2 separate regions of the Homo sapiens genome follow, and region 2 is linked to region 1. A link is a loop called in an ENCODE intact Hi-C map of the cell type or tissue named here. Cell type or tissue: MCF 10A. All regions are shown on one strand. Links, peaks and the distances in the headings refer to the core of each region. The heading gives the core; the rest is flanking DNA. Region 1 holds the start of TRK-CTT1-2 (tRNA-Lys (anticodon CTT) 1-2). Region 2 overlaps ADAMTS7 (ADAM metallopeptidase with thrombospondin type 1 motif 7).

Region 1 (5,370 bases), core at 64-5,063:
CCCAGATCTCATTTCTGTAAGTCTAATTGTTGGCCACATTTTAAAGTTTTATCTTTGCTTTCCTTTCTTTCTTCTTTCTCATGTACTTTTAAAAAATAACCCTTTTAATATTACAGAAGTATACATATGCATTTTAGAAAATTTGAAAATAAAGACAAGCAAAAAATTAAAAAAGTAAAACGTTCAGATTCCCACTACCCAAATAATAATATTAATATCTTAGTAAATGGCATTCTTTTTACCAAAATGAGTGATTACATTTATTCTATAACTTGCTTTTTGCAGCCAAACATCTCCACTTTCCATTACAGTAAATTTTCATCTCATCCAATATTCAAACTATATGCAAGTTTCTCCAGTTGACTCCAAAATCTCTTTATAACTAGTTTTTCCAGAACATATCCAATCTAGGATCACCTATTGCATCTGACTATTATGGCCCTTTTGTCTCTTTTAATCTAGCAAAAGTTGACCAGGCACTGTGGCTCACACATGTAATCCTGGTTCTTTTGGAGGCCGAGGCGGGTGGATCACCTGAGGTCAGGAGTTCGAGACCATGGCCAACATGGTGAAACCCTGTCTCCATTAAAAATACAAAAATTAGTTGGGTGTGGTGGCACGCACCTGTAATCCCAGCTACTCGGGAGGCTGAGGCTGAGGCAACAGAATCACTTGAACCCGGGAGGCAGAGATTGCAGTGAGCCGAGAGTGCGCCACTGCACTCTAGCCTGGGCCACAAGAGCAAAACTCGGTCTCAAAAAAAAAAAAAAAACTAGCAAAAGTCATTAAAAAATATATAATACTTCTTGAAGGTTAGTTGTCCTGGAGAATTTCCCACCCTCTGACTTTGTGTTATTGGCTCCTTATGGTGTCATTCATCTTGTTCCTCTATCCTTTATATTTCCTGTAAACTGGAATTAATATCAAAAGGCCTATGGACCTTTAGATACTAATTAATCAAAAACATTTTTTGACTAGAATAAATAATTATCATTGATTTTGTGTTGTATCACTGCTAAAGATACACTATCTATCTTGTTGAAGATTAGTAAAGCACTAGCAAAACTCAGATTAATTTCTGGATTAAGGTAATAACAACCTGAACCCGCCATCATTCAGTGAGATTGTCCTCCTTGCATCTAGTAACCTGTGTGGTGTTACTTCGACCCTGTAAATATCCAGTTCTCTACCAACTATTAACATATAAAATTAACGTAATGGTTTAACCATAATTGACAACCCTTGTTTAAAAGGATTTGCCACTGCTGGATGCGGTGGCTTACTCCTGTAATCCCAGCACTTTGGGAGGCCGAGGCGGGTGGATCACCTGAGGTCAGGAGTTTGAGGCCAGTCTGGCTAACATGGCGAAACTACATTTCTACTAAAAATACAAAAATTAGCCAGGCGTGGTGGTGCACGCCTGTAATCTCAGCTACTCAGGAGGCTGAGACAGGAGTGATCATTTGAACCTGGAGGTGGGGGTTGCAGTGAGCTGATATCGCCCCATTGCACTCAGCCTGAGCAACAGAGCAAGACTCTATGTCAATAATAATAATAATAAATGAATTTGCCAAAGTATGCTTTTCTAATCCTGCTTTTTTTTTTTTTGAGACAGGATTACACCCTTGCCAGGCTGGAGTGCAATGGCACGATCTCGGCTCACTACAACCTCGGCCTCCCACGTTCAAGCGATTCTCCTGCCTCAGCCTCCCAAGTAGCTGGGGTTACAGGCATGCGCCACCACGCCCGATTGTACTTTTAGTAGAGACGTGGTTTGCACCATGTTGGCCAGGATGGTCTCGATCTATTAACCTCGTGATCTGCCCGTCTCGGTCTCCCAAAATGCTGGGATTATAGGCGTGAGCCACCGCGCCCGGCCTTTGTTTTTTTCTTACAAAGTAGTTTCCCTCATTAACTGGGACTGTTTGGCTACTGTGAAATCACTTATTCTGGAAAACAGAATAAATCTTTATTTATTATTTTTTTTTTTAGTAGGGAGAGGCTTGGAATAATGGTCCCTTCCCACACTGAGGTTCTATCAGTCTATGGAATAAATTTTTTCACTTTTTAGTTTTGAGTGTGAGCAAACTCTACGGTATTTTCAATTACTCGCTGAGACTGCTTTAGCTTTCTAATCTCTCGTGTAAACACCATGGTATGTCTTAGTTGAACCACCGTCATGCCAAAGAAAAGAATTCCGAAAATCTCTAAGTCACACGATGCCGAGAGGCCAGCCAGCTCTGCAGCTGGGCTTTCAGTTCCAATTGTTTCCAGAGAGTGTGCAGGACATTTCTCCGCAGCCATCTTTTGCAGTGGGCCACGAGGGTGCTGAGAACCTCTCTGGTCCCCGCGCTTCAAGGGGTGGGCGCTCTGCCGGCGGGAATCTTTAGGATGAACTGGAAGCACCCCTACACTCACTCCTATTCTCCGGGCTGGAGTCGGCATCGCCTTCCTTGGCCCGCCTTACCTTTAAGGAAACGGAAAGGTGCTGACCACTAGAGGGCTGTTTATACATTTTTATTAAACAACAGAAGTTTGTGCGCACAGAATCAGACATGAAACACAAGTTTTAAAAGTCATGAAAAACTTTACCAAAAAAAAAAAATATATATATATATATATATATAAAATAGAAAAATCATTTAATACGAAATGTAATTCTTAGAACAAATCAAAACAATCTTATTCCTTTGAAAAGATCTAGGAACAACACTTTTCTCTAACTGCCCGGCTAGCTCAGTCGGTAGAGCATGGGACTCTTAATCCCAGGGTCGTGGGTTCGAGCCCCACGTTGGGCGGGTTTGTTTTGCTTTCGTTTGACCAACTTCAGGTCTCATCAACGGTAGTAATTCCACCAGTTTCAGTTGTCATCAACGGTAATAACAGACTTCAGCCCGGATGGTCTTATTTTCAAATAATTCAATACATACAAAACTACCAATACTATTTTAAAAAAGGAACAATGGGCCTGGCACGGTGGCTCACACCTGTAATCCCAACACTTTGGGAGGCCGAGGAGGGTGGATCACGAGATCAGGAGTTTGAGACCAGCCTGGCCAATATGGTGAGACCACCCCACCCCCTGTCCCCCACCCCGTCTCTACTAAAAATACAAAAATTAGTTGGGCGTGGTGGCGCGTGCCTGTAGTCTCAGCTGCTCGGGAGGCTGAGGCAGGAGAATCGGAGGCTGTGGCAGGAGAATCGCTTGAACCCAGGAGGTGGAGGTTGCAGTGAGCTGAGATCCGGCCATTGCACTCCAACATGGGCGACAGGGCAGGACTCCGTCTCAAAAAAAAAAAAAAAAAAAAAAGAACAATGAAACCAGTAAATTTCATCTTGTAAATTACACACTTAAAGGCTATCTGCCCTATAAAAGTATTTGTTGCTGAGTGGCCTGTTTAAAGGGCAGCCGAACGCCAAAGGTTAGGGGATAAGAAGACATTAAAATTCATGAAATTGTAGAGTTCATAATATTGCTGAAGTAATCTGTTAAAACGTTTGAAATGTTTATTTTTTACTTAATATTATGTGATATTGAAGATTAGTTTGGAGAACAATTCTGTATATTTTTAAACCACTATTAAGATTGCTTTAGTGATGAACGAATATGGTGGTTATTGTGAACAGGGTCTTAGAACTTTTTTATCCTTTTTTTTTTTTCTGAGTGCTTCTATGTAGATACCCTTTTTTCTTTTCTTTTTTTTTTTTTCTTTTTTTGAAACAGAGTCTCGCTTTGTCACCCAGGTTGGAGTGCAGTGGCTCAGTCTTGGCTCACTGCAACCTCCACCTCCCGGGTTCAAGCGATTCTCCTGCCTCAACCTCCTGAGCAGCTGGGACTACAGGCGCACATCACCACACCCAGCTAATTTTTGTATTTTAGTAGAGATGGGGTTTCACCATGTTTGTCAGGCTGGTCTTGAACTCCTAACCTTGTCATCCACCTGTCTTGGCCTCTCAAAGTGCTGGGATTACAGGTGTGAGCCACCACGCCTGGCCAGAAGCTCACTTTCTTTGAGCAAAACTATTATATGTTGACAGCTGCAAGTTTTTTCCTCGTCCTAAATATTTTTAGTCATTCCCAGCAATTCTCAAATGTTCTCCACAATTACTATATGTTAGCTCATCAATTCGAAATACAATTTCAGACCTTGTTAGAAAGATATTAAAAAATTTCAGCATCAGAAATGAAGATACCCAGACACCCCCATTATTACAGATGCATAATTAATCTCTACGTGATGTGAGGTGAGGTAAATTTATTTATTTATTTATTTATTTTTTTGCTGAGACAGAGTCTCGTTCTGTTGCCAGGCTGGAGTGCAGTGGTGCGATCTTGGCTCACTGCAACCTCTGCCTCCCGGGTTCAAGCGATTCCCCTGCCTCAGCCTCCTGTGTAGCTGGGACTACAGGCCCGCACCACCACACCCGGCTAGCTTTTTGTATTTTAGTGTAGACGGAGTTTCACCATGTTGGCCAGGATGACCTCGAACTCCTGACCTTGTGATCTGCCTGCCTTGGCCTTCCAAAGTGCTGGAATTACAGGCATAAGCCACTGTGCCCGGCCCGGATTTTTTCCAGAGAAGTAAACCAGGTGGGAAAAAAAGCAAATTGGTAAATTGATGAAAGGTCAATGAAAATGTTATACATTAATTTAAAATAGAAGAGCGGGGTTACTTTTGTCCCCCAAAAATTCATATGTTAAAGTCCTAACCCTCAGAGCCTCAGAATGAGATCTTATTTGGAAAAAGCTCTGTTGCAGATGTAATTAGTTAAGATGAGGTCATACTAGAGTAAGGTGGCCTCCTAATCCATTTTAACTGGTATCTTTATTAAAAAGGGGGAAATTTGGAAAAAGACACACAAACCCAGACACCAACATCTGGAAACCTGGGAGAAAGCCATGTGCAGACGAAGGCAGAAACTGGGGTAATGCTTCTACAAGCTAAGGAACACCAAATGCTCCTGCAAGCTAAGGAACGCCAAAGATTGCCAGCAAACCACCAGAAGCTAGGGGAGAGGAATGGCACAGATTCTTCCTCACAGTCCACAGAAGGAACCAAACCTACCAACACCTTTATATGGGATGTCTAGCCTCTAGAACTGTAAAATAATAAATTTATGTTTGGCAGTCCTGGGAAACTAATACAATCAGTATTCCAGTTGGGAGGTAATTTTGATTTTAAATTTTATTATTTATTATTTTATTATACCTTATATTAAGTAATTGTCATCATCTTCATTCCCAAAAAGTCTATGAGAAACAATAGTTTTTTTTGATGCAGTCCTAAATTAAGGTCAAGTGAGGAAATTAGGATCACTGAGCCTTCAGAAGTAGCATTTTAACAAGCTTAATCTTTTTTTTTTTTTTTT
Region 2 (5,370 bases), core at 227-5,226, 62 kb before region 1:
CCATCTGGCTCTGCCCTGCCTGGTTGTGTGACCTGGGCAAGTTACTCGCCCTCTGAAGGCCTCTGATATCTCATCCATCATGTGGGGTCAAGAGCAGTTTGCCCACCCCACAAGGTACTGTCGTCATGCCCAGTTCACAGATGAGCAGGCTGAGACTCAGAAGGGGCAAGTGACTTGCCCAAGGCTACCAGCTAGTGACCATAGAACTGCACAGATTCTTCTAACTGTAATGTGTGCTGATGTCTCAGGCAGAGTCTCAGGCAGAGTGTAGTCTGATCAGGCATTTCTGTGTTTCCAGCATCTAGCACAGGTCCTGACACAAAGGAAGGAAGTATCTGTGCAGGGAAACATGAAGGACCCAACTAGTCTACAAGCCCCCCAGGCAAGCACAGGGTTGTGGCTGCCTCAGTCTCCCACTCCTGCTCCCCCTCCTAGTGGCATGACACCCTATGGTGTCCCCACAGCAGCCCTCTGCCCAGGCTCTCTCATAGTGACTAGCTGCCAAGACCCCCACCCCTTCCTGGCCTCAGGAGCTTGGATACCCTTCTTCCTACTTGGGGCCTAGACCTGGGTCTGGGGTCCAGCCTGACAGCCTTCCTGCCCTGCACCCACTCTTTGCACCCCACCCCCCAACACCATCCCCGCCACCCGCTCCTGGCCCACACAGACTCACCATGTTCATGATGGTCAGCACATAGCTCTCAACCTGCGGCTGTCCGTGGTACTCCACCATTTTGGCATCAGCTACTACCAGGGTCTCCACCCACTTCTCTTTGCTGACCGACCGCTGGTGTAGACGCCTCAGCCGTGGCCGCCGCCACTGCTGCCGCTGCTCCCAACGCTCCCGTCGAGACTCCAGCTCTGGGTACACTGGAGGCCCAGATGGGGTGGAGTTAGCTGCCAGTGGACAGGCCCAGGGCACACGTCTCCAGGGCCTCTCCTCAGTGAGCTCTCTCTGGGGCACTGGGAACCACACAGGGATCAGAGGCCAGGGGCCTGAATTCGCCTCCTGGCTCTGTCCCAGATCTGTGCTGTGTGGCTCTGCCTGGTCACTTTCCTTTTCTGATCTTGAGATTCCCTGACTAAAAATAGGAATAAATTGCCTCACAGGGGGACCTCAAAGGGCAAATGAAATGGTGGATATAAACATGGTAAAGTACTGTGTCCATGGGAGGGGAACTCCTGGGCCTGACAAAGCTGGCAACTGGGCCCCTATCTCCCCGTGTCACTTCCTCCCACCCTGGGGGCTTAGTGCATCCCAACACAGGCTGACCCCACCCTCTAAACCCCAGCCTGGGGAGGCTGGCCAAGACCCAGCCCAGCTTGCCCTACTGGGCCTGCTCCCCTGACCCAGGCTGCTCCAGATCAGAAGAGGAAGCACATCTATGAAGCTGAGGAAACTGAGGCCAAGAAGCATGCCTCTGTGGATATGTGCTCCAGCAAATGCAGTACCAGAGCTGTGGGCAGCCTGAGATTGGCTTGCTAGCCAAGCATTCCCCAAACCCCAGCAACCCTTAGCAGGCAGCTCCTCACCTGGACTGGCCGGCACTACTGCTGCTCTGCAGAGGAGGCACTGGGTACCACACTCCAGGTCCCAATAATAGAGGTTAGTTATTCTAGGGTGGGAGCAGGGTGGTGGTGGGAGGGAAGTTCCTGGCTAGTGGCCCTGTTGGAGCTGGGCACAGCTCACCCGGCCTGGGCACTGGAGGAAGAACGGCTGGCAGAGCCAGGTACCATAGGCTGTTGGCGGGGAGGGAGCAGAGGGAGGCTGAGCCCCAACGTGGGAGAAGTAGGTGAGATGGAGCGAGGAAGGTCAGTCTAGGGGATTGACTGGGGCAGGCCCGAAAGGCAGAGGACACAGTCTTGTGGCACAATTAAGGGCACAGGCTATGGTAAAGTATCCATCTGTCTGTCTGTGTCATCTGGTCTAAGGGGCACTGGGCATGGGGATGTTAAGGGGGGCTTCTAGAAAGGCCCCTTCATGTCCCCAGGCCCAGCACCCACCCGAGAACTGGGAGCAGAAGAGCATACCTTGCACTCCACAGGTGCTTGGAGCACTGGAATCACCCCGCTGTGCCAGCCTCTCCGGGGCCTGACGCTTGTACACCACATGGGGCTGGGCGTGGCCAGGCCGGGCCGGGGCACTGTCCAGGGGCTCAATGAAGTAGTCCTCGTTGGAGAGCTGGAACACACCTTTCTGGGGAAGAAGCACCAGGGTCACACAGGGAGGGCTGGCCCTCAGCTGCTCTTCTTGCACGTCCCAGAGGCCCGTCCTGCTCAGCTGAGCCCCCACTGCCCACACCACCTGTGACTGCCCGCGGACACACTGTACTTTCCTCCCGCTGGGCCTTTGCTCACTCTGTAGCCTCCATCTGGAAAGCCCTTCTCTGCCATTTCACACACAGCCAAACCTTCAAAGCGGAGCTCAGAAGCCTCCGCCCCTGGGGATGCTGCCCCACACACCCACCCCATTAGGAGAGGGAAATGTGTCTGCATCCAAATCTGACAAAACGGTGTCTTAGTCCCAGACAGCCATCCTGAGTGGGGCAGCTTGTGCCCAGGCCTCCAGGCTATTCTCCATCTCCTCTGCATGCCAGCCATTTCCAGCACTGTGCTCCCTCCCAGCTGGCCAGGGCTTCTGACCTTCCCTCTATCTCCCTAAGGCAATGAATCACTCCAAAAGCATCCACAGCCACACCCGAGCGGAGGAGATGCCCACGGCCACCAGGACACCCTGTTCTCTGGGCCCAGGGCTGCCCAGAGAAGGGAAGCTGGCAGGAGTGTCTTGGACATGTCCGCCAGCATTCAGAGTCCAGGGAGGGGAGGGGCCCTGGGAAGCATCTTTGATGCCCACTACCTCCTGAGGAAGCTCAGGGCTCCAACAGGAAAGAAGGTTTTATGTCCCTCGGACTTCCCCTCATAGGCACCAATTCTGCCCCTTGGGTCACACAGGACCAGGGGGCCTGGAGGGAGGGCTGGAGAGTGCATCAGCTCTTGGGTCTGGAGACCTGGGTATGAATGCGGAGTCCCCCCCTCCCGCCCACCACTCACTGAATGACTAGGTGACCCTGGGCAAGTTCCCCTCTGAGCCTGTTTCCTCATCTGTGAAATGGGAATGATGCCCCATGTGCACAGCTGTGGCACAGGCTCAACAAGATCAATTGTACATTAAGGGACAGGCACAGGCTCCATAAATGGGAATACTGTGCAGGGCAGATGGGCCTTCAAAGGTCCAGACGTTGTGCAGCTTGCGTTGTGGGCTGCCCTGTCATTAGGCCCTGTGCGGCCACAGCCCATGGTTTTTGCCTGAGCAATCTAAGCTGAGGGCCTCCTGGGAACAGTGGACGCTGAGAGTGTGCACACATCCCCTACTCCTCCCAAACCCCCACCCTCCAGAGCTGGGAGAGTGGGGCTGGTCACCTGAACACGAACAGAAAGGGGCCCTACTCTGCCTGGAGTGGAAGCTGCTCTAATCAGCACCCAATCAGGGAGCAATTAGGGCTGCAGTAGCCAGCACCACCCTTCAGCCAGGCGAAGCCAGGAAGCTGAGACCTGCTTTTCCTGGAGTTCTGATTCGAGCAGAGGGGCTGAAAGGGGTTCCTCACCACACCCTGCATAATGGCTACAGGGTGAGGGGTAGCTTTCCTGGAGAAAAGCAGCCTAAAGGGACCTGTGAAGGAACAGTCATAACTGATGCCCCAAGGAAGAGAAGTCAACTGCTTTTTCAGTTACTTAGTCCAGTCAAACGGAGGTTCTCAAAATGGGATCTCTGGACCTGCATCTTCAATATTACCTGAGATGTTTTCAGAAATCCAAGTGTTTGGGCGCTATCCCAGACCTATCCTGCAAAAATTCTGTTTAAACAGGGCCTGCAGGTGATTTGAGCTCATATTAAACTCTCTTTTTCTTTTTCTTTCTTTCTTTTTTTTTTTTTGAGAGTGCCTGGGGTCTCGCTGTGTCGCCAGCTAAGCGCAATCACCACACCCTACATCCTTGAATTCCTGGGCTCAAGTGATCCTTTCGCCTCAGCCTCCCAAATAGCTGGGACTACAGGTGCACCACCACCCGGCTTTCACATTAAACTTTGAGAACTGTTATCCTAGAGATCAACGAGGCCTGCGTTGTCACTCCCACTTTACAGGCGTGAATACCGAGGCTGGCAGAGAAAAAGTGCACTGGGCAAAGCCACCAGACAAGTGCGTGGCAAGGCTAGAGCCAATCTGCACATCCCACCACCCGAGACTGCCCCAAGTATACATGTCCCAGCTCACTCACCAGGCCGTCGCAGGCGCTGATGGCCGCCAGGCCACCCTCGAGCTCAGGGTCCTGCACCTCGCCAAGCAGGTGGCAGGCCGGGGTGTGGGCCCGGATGTGCGCGCGGCCCAGGCCGCCGCGCCGCCGCGTCTCGCTCACAAAGCCGGGCGCCAGCAGGTGCTGATTGGCGGTCAGGTTGAAGCGCAGCTCGCGCCCGCGGTATTGTAGCTCGTAGAAGGCGGGCGCGTCTCGGCGCACAGATACATCCCGCTTGCGCAGTGCGCGGGGCCACAGCTCGTAGGACAGGAAGGAGCCCCCCGCGTCGACTCGAACCGGGTGCACGATGTCCAGTGCCGCCCGGCCCTCGGTTGCACGTCCTGCAGGGAGAGAACCACAAACGCCTAGGCCCAGGGCAGACCCGGGTCCTTGCTGGTGGCCGGGGACCAGAAGGGAGCGGCCAAGAGGGGGCTGCTGGAGTCAGAGTATCTGGATTCAAATCCTCGCCGGGCTATCTACTAACTCTGCTATTTCATCTTTCCGTGCCTCAGTTTCTCCATCTGGATCGTTGCAGTAACTTCTTTTGTTGTTATTGTTGTGTTTTGGGTTTTTTGTTTGTTTGTTTTGAGACAGTCTCGCTCTGTCGCCCAGGCTGGAGTGCGTGGCGCGATCTCGGCTCACTGCAACCTCCACCTCAGGAGTAGCTGGGACTACAGGCACACGCGACCACGCCCAGCTATTTTTTGTATTTTTAGCAGACACAGGATTTCACCATGTTGGCCAGGCTGGTCTCAAACTCCTGAACTCAGGTGATACGCTCGCCTCGGCCTCCCAAAGTGCTGCAATTACAGGCGTCAGCCACTGCGCCCGGCCTGGATTGCTGCGGTAACTTCTTAACAGGTCTCTCTGTTTTCACTATTGCCTACCCCAGGTGCCCCTCCCCTCGTGTTTTCACCAAGGGAAAGCAGCCAGAAAGATTCATTCAAAACCAGCGCGATCATCGTCTTACTCTGCTCATCGTCTTACTCTACTCATCGTCTCTCCTGCAATGGCGCCCATCTCACTCAGAGCAAAAGACAAAGTTCTAGCCTGTATGAGGCCCTAGGCAAGGTGACCTCT

The links. A loop is a pair of places that touch in the nucleus more often than their neighbours do. Peaks named below come from ENCODE experiments on the same cell type or tissue, not always from the same donor. Only the 100,000 strongest peaks of a DNase experiment are listed, where the experiment ranks them.
Region 2: a loop joins it to region 1, with 18 times the contacts of the local background. A loop is called at or near these places in 2 of 110 quality-filtered maps.

The regions. Positions count from the first base shown.
Region 1 is chr15:78,857,837-78,863,206 of GRCh38, forward strand. TRK-CTT1-2 (tRNA-Lys (anticodon CTT) 1-2) reads left to right here and starts at 2,726; the gene lies at 2,726-2,798. It overlaps LOC124903535 (a long non-coding RNA gene), which reads left to right and starts at 3,027. Exons shown (of 2, transcript XR_007064727.1): 1 at 3,027-3,064; 2 at 4,838-5,370. In MCF 10A, for the core only: a CTCF peak has its summit at 2,525 (motif pointing right); DNase peaks (open chromatin) are centred at 2,455 and 2,785.
Region 2 is chr15:78,795,917-78,801,286 of GRCh38, forward strand. It overlaps ADAMTS7 (ADAM metallopeptidase with thrombospondin type 1 motif 7), which reads right to left. Exons shown (of 24, transcript NM_014272.5): 2 at 4,276-4,631; 3 at 2,032-2,197; 4 at 674-870. Among named protein-coding and RNA genes, the nearest start is that of ADAMTS7, 13 kb to the right of the region's middle. In MCF 10A, for the core only: no CTCF peak of the experiment used is centred there; a DNase peak (open chromatin) is centred at 2,665.